Linked DNA regions of Homo sapiens: region 1 is linked to region 2. A link is a loop called in an ENCODE intact Hi-C map of the cell type or tissue named here. Cell type or tissue: PC-3. All regions are shown on one strand. Each heading gives the region's core, and the rest is flanking DNA. Links, peaks and the distances in the headings are about the cores only. Region 1 overlaps RUNX1 (RUNX family transcription factor 1). Region 2 overlaps RUNX1 (RUNX family transcription factor 1).

Region 1 (2,801 bases), core at 282-2,781, 110 kb after region 2:
TTGCACACCGTGTGTGATAATTCCAGGGAATTTCAATCGCATCTTGTCTTCCTTCCTAAGCAAATTCGGTGGGAACCTGGTGTGGTGTGATAGAAAAAGCCCCGAGTTCTCTGTGGTAGACCACATCAATTTCATGTGCCAGTCTCTCAGACTCCGGCTTGCCTCTCTCAAGGAAGGGAACAATGGTTTGCTTGGCTTCACTCCTCTCTTTCCCCCCAATTTCCACATGGGTATCTGGCTAAAAATGAGTTACAGGTTTCCTTCTGTGAGAATTGCATGGACTGATAAAGTACCATCCCAGGAAGAAAACAAAGATGCTGTCTTCCCTTTCGGCTCACAGTTGCCGTTGGGGAGGGAACACACGCTGTAAATTATAGGCAGCCAGAAGTGACCGCATTGACCACTGCGAGTGGCCCAGCTATGGCAACAGGCTGAGAACTCTGGGGGAGAGCCATTTGTTGGCAGGGATGGTGATTCTTCTAGCATCAAGCTCTAAGATGATGACCAAACGGTATCAAAAGAAATGATATTTTGCTACCTCTCCGGCTTGGGTGAATGATGTGGACAGTTAACCTGGACAATTTAAACCTTTATGTTGATGGATCACTTGGATGAAATTAACCAGGAAATTGCCAAGATTTCACTTGGCCCTCTGACATCAAATCTCAATATTATATTACCAAATTAGAGATTCTAAAGAACCCTGAGTTCCTTTCACTGAAAGGAAGGAGTGGAAAAACCTTTCCAGATGATCCCTTTTGAGTCTTGGTGCGAGCTCAGGCCCTCCCTACACTGCCTCCGTGAAAGCTAACCGACCCTTGTTCCTAACCTAGCGCAGGTCAGCTGAGTGTCCATCGGGCACAGGAGCCCTGGGCTTGTCCGGGAGATAGCCAGACTCCTGCTATTTCCTGATGTCTGCATAGCTCAGCGTGTCCCTCACCATCTTTGCCGTTGGCCAGTAAGGAGAGCCCCAGGGGCCAGCACTGCACACTGAAACCCAACCTATTGCTCAATGGAATGCTTAAAAATTTCCTGAATCTGCCTTCCTGAGTTGATAAAATAGGAAACAATACACGTTCTGAGGGGGTACTGAAAGCAGAGTAAAGCCAGGAAGATCTTTTTTTTCTGTTATTCTATACAAATATTGCTTCCTCTGCTTGTTAGCAGCCCAGAGGAAATGCAGCCAGGGAGCCGTTTGCAGCTTTTCACCAGTGGCCGGTGTCTCTGTGTTACCAACCAAACGACGCTGCAAGACTAGTGACTAACGCACGTCTGCATGATTCAACTTCACTAAAATTCCCTCTGCTGCCAGTAAAGAAGCACTTGAAAACTCTTTAATTTGAAACTTGAGCTTGGTTAATGACTTGTTTTCTTCTCTTTCTCTTTAACTTCTCTCTTGCCATCTCCAACACACACACACACACACACACACACACACACACACACACACACACACTCTCTCTCTCTCTCTCTCTCTCTCTCTCTCTCTCTCATCAAGTTTTTTAATTTCAGGGACCCGGAAACATACAGCCCCGTGCATTCACAATAGCATTTGCTGTGATAAAGTGGCCGGCAAGCCCTCTGCATTCCCCTGCTCACTTAGCTGTATGAATAAATAATGAGTCACAGATACAATTTGGGTGCTCAAGAGAGTTTGTAGCCAGAAAATTAATTATTCTCCCATCCCAGCCCACTCCATCTCAGCTTTGCCAAACCATCAAGATACACTTTGCAGGCACTGGTCAGAGTGCGTGCCCCGACGCACACGGCAATGCCTTTGAGACATTTTATGTTATTATTTTTGTTTGTTTAAGCACAGCCCTCTTTTACCACGAAAGATACACAAGACGCACATGCACACACATACTCACACACTCACAGCTCAACCACAGCTTTGTCCATTTCAAGAGGCTGGTTTCAAAAATGGAGACAGGTTTTCCACCCTGGCTGTTCCTATTCATAAGCCTGTAATCTAACGACTTAAGCTGCGAGAATGCTTAACTCGGGAAACTTCTCTATTGCCCTTTTCCAGAGAGACCTCGGTATGCCACAATTTGCTTCCTTTCTCTCTTGAAAGATGCTGGTTGTCTCTTTGCATTGAGGCTACAAGGAAAAACACAGCACAGCCCCATGCTGATGATTTTAACCTAACCAAGTCTGTCAGTCTCCTGTACTCTCTGCCTTATAGAGACAGCTGCCTTGCCACTTTGGCCCTGAAGTCCCCAGGCTGGTGCAAGGCTATCTGAGAGCCTCCGCCTCCTGCCCCACACTGGCACCAGCCCTCCTGGCTGGCTCTGTGCATGTGCCTGCTAAGCCCCAGGGCAGGCTGCATTCTGGGCCACACAGCATGCCGAGTTAAGGATAACTCAGACACAGGCATTCCGGGCAAGGGACAGCAAAATAAAACCCAGGGAGCTTCGTGCAAGCTTCATAATCTCTAAGCCTTTAAACAAGACCAGCACAACTTACTCGCACTTGACAAAGTTCTCACGCACCGACTGAACACTCCAACAGCATAACTAAGTATTTATTAAAACATTTCTGAAGAGCTTCCATCTGATTAGTAAGTAATCCAATAGACTTGTAATCATATGCCTCAGTTTGAATTCCTCTCACAAACAAGACAGGGAACTGGCAGGCACCGAGGCATCTCTGCACCGAGGTGAAACAAGCTGCCATTTCATTACAGGCAAAGCTGAGCAAAAGTAGATATTACAAGACCAGCATGTACTCACCTCTCATGAAGCACTGTGGGTACGAAGGAAATGACTCAAATATGCTGTCTGAAGCCATCGCTTCCT
Region 2 (2,801 bases), core at 18-2,517:
AAAGGTCGATTCACATGCTGGTGCTTTAGGGGGCATTAAAACCATTCCAGAGAAGCAGGAATAAAGAATATAGGAGCATCTTTGTGGACACTGGGTCTGCAGGTCTAGCAGTAACAGAGGAGGGCATAATGGATTCATGAGGTCAAAGCTGGGATGGACCTTGACTGTAATGAAAAGAGGCCATGAGGGTGTGAATCAGGGAAAGAGGATGAAGGCAGGGGTGGGAGTTGTGTTGAACAATTGGCAGATGATCCAGGAGGCTTCATAGGTTGAAGACTTTCAGCTACTCATTAGGAAACAGCAGGCATATTCCTTCATTTTTCCCCTTTTTCATTTTTTAGACTTCCCCATATTCATTTTCCCTCTCTCTCCCTTACTGCTATTATTTTTTCATGTTTTTGATTCTGTCTTTATTCTACATTTGATGATTCAAAATGTGACATCTTTACATTTAATGAATTCTTAACCCAGTGGTATATGTTTTGAAGAGTGAAATTAATAAAGAGGCTTAGAGAGCAAATAGAAATACACTTCTATAATGAAAATAATCTGTCACTCATGCGTTAGCTGATTCTAGTTGATGTGTTCTTTGGGAGCCTGAAGACAACCGAGAAATGGGTCCTACAGCTGTGAGCTCTCCTTCCACTGCCATGATTTCCTTCACGGAGTCATAGCATTGCTGATTCCTAACTGGGATGTGGTTGGACTTAAACCTTGGTTTAAATCCTGACTCTGATATCCAAACATCCTAAGAGTCAAGTGCCTGGTTTCTTAGTTTCTGATTTTTTACACAGATAATACCTTCACAAACACATACGGTATATGGAAGTTGAAGAAAGAAATGAAATAATGTTTAAATATGACTTTGAACATATTCAACAAAACTCTCGGGTTCAGGAATTTTAGTATTGTGGTAAGAATATGATTGCTGTGAATGACAATAATAGTTGAGCTAGCCCTTCAGTGAACAAGTTGAGACACTTTTTTTTTTTGTAACCTGGTTAACATAGGGTTTCTCAACCTCAGAACTCTTGACATTTTGGGCTGGATGAATCATTGCTGTGGAGAGCTATGCTGTGTATTGTAGGATGTTTTGGCTCATCCCTAACCCCTACCTATTAGATGCCATTAGCCTCCCCTACTCCTGATGTCACATCCAAAAATGTCTCCTGACATTGCCAAATGTCCCTTCCTGGGTAAAATCTTTCCCAGGTGAGAACCACTGGGATACAGCATGTCCACTAGAGCTATAGTTTTCCTCCTTATATTAACGTGTTGACTAAAACTTAAAAAGCAAACATAATAGATACCTCCAAACAGCAAATGGGCTAATGCAGTTGGTATACACAACAGTACATCTGCCAATGTTTATACATAGCACACGGCTGTACTCAGCTGCAGCCAGTGACAAACAGAATTCGGAGTTTACTTTCAGTCCACACTAAGAGGTGACTAACATGGCGGGATAAAAAGCCAGGAGACCCCCCTTCCCAGAAGCCCCCCTTTGAATCACAACACATATGTGAGTAATGACTGTGAATTGAATTTATGACTCAAGTGCTGTTTGTCTGCATACATCAAATAAAATTTGAGACTTAAAGACACAAGCTGCCATGTTCGTTTCCCCCCTCATATTCATTTGTGATAACTACTTAGAATTCAGCCCCCCTCTTTTTTAAAAAAAAATAGCACTCTGTCATTTCCAGAAAATGTTTTAAATTAGTACAAAACTTGGCTAAATTTAGCTTTTATAGAAGAAAGAATAAAACATAATTAACTGTTTAAAGAAGAAAACAGAAACCACATGAAGGAATGAGACTTGCTGGCGAGAAATCTAACAGTAGTGCTTGGTAGCTAACCCATCTCCTGTGTAACAGATGTTCACGAATTTAAATGGAAACAGGATGGGCGTCCCCATAGAAGGCATTTGTGATAAAAAGCTGCTAACTGTGTAAATGTACGAGGCTGCTACAGGTGTGGCATCTCATCTAATTGCCCAGGGATGGGACTGCAAGAACACTCGAATGCACAAAGCAAAAGAAAGTCTCAGCATGGCAAGAAATATCGACAGATAGAACGCTTAGCAGGATCCTGGCCGGGAGACCCCATGGGTGCAGTCTGCTTGCTGTAATTGCCGGCTGGAGTGGAAAAGAAAAGACTCTGTTTTAAAGCTCTCGAAGCATTCGTCTCTGGTTTTAGCAGAACATATAACATCTTCTGTAATTTCTATGTAAATACTTGACAGTTGAAAAGAATTCTTTTTTTTTCTTCCTATCCAGACTATAATTTATGGTGGTTTAGTGGGAAAAGGGGTTAATTTGATTTAAAAACTGAAAATGATTCTCTATTTGGCTTTTTAAAAAGTATTTATTTAAAAAACTCTGCACAGAACAGACAGAGGGGAGACAAAGGATTCTATTGTATGACTGACCTAGGCGTGCCATGTCTCTTTGCTCCCTACACAGACAGAGGCCTGGCCTGAAGCACGCAAGATTATGCACACATGGGTCCAATCTTTGTCACCTGTCACCTAATAAAGCCTCACTGAATCAAAGACTAGGTTATCATTTATTCTGCTGGACTGACTTATGCAACATTCTCTGTTTAATGTCATCTTTTCTTAATACTCAATTATTATTATTATTGTTATTGTTACTGTAATATTTAAAAACACAGATGGACCTGGGAACATGCCATTGTAACATTGTGGCCATCAGCCAAAAAAAAAAAAAAAAAAGGTACAATAATCTATTGTTGAGCTGGAACTCCTCCAGTGACTCATAGGCTCTGGGGATAATGTC

What was found. A loop is a pair of places that touch in the nucleus more often than their neighbours do. Peaks named below come from ENCODE experiments on the same cell type or tissue, not always from the same donor. Only the 100,000 strongest peaks of a DNase experiment are listed, where the experiment ranks them.
Region 1: a loop joins it to region 2, with 9 times the contacts of the local background. A loop is called at or near these places in 9 of 110 quality-filtered maps.

What each region holds. Positions count from the first base shown.
Region 1 is chr21:35,046,107-35,048,907 of GRCh38, forward strand. RUNX1 (RUNX family transcription factor 1) reads right to left here. Exons shown (of 9, transcript NM_001754.5): 2 at 2,736-2,801. The coding sequence starts at 2,793. Among named protein-coding and RNA genes, the nearest start is that of RUNX1, 1.8 kb to the right of the region's middle. RefSeq lists a silencer at 123-172 and enhancers at 1,154-1,213, 2,419-2,558. In PC-3, for the core only: no CTCF peak of the experiment used is centred there; DNase peaks (open chromatin) are centred at 1,255, 1,715 and 2,775; H3K4me3 peaks cover 2,500 bases; H3K27ac peaks cover 2,500 bases.
Region 2 is chr21:34,934,602-34,937,402 of GRCh38, forward strand. All of the region lies in intron 2 of RUNX1 (RUNX family transcription factor 1), which reads right to left. Among named protein-coding and RNA genes, the nearest start is that of RUNX1-AS1, 100 kb to the left of the region's middle. In PC-3, for the core only: no CTCF peak of the experiment used is centred there; a DNase peak (open chromatin) is centred at 1,480; H3K27ac peaks cover 969 bases.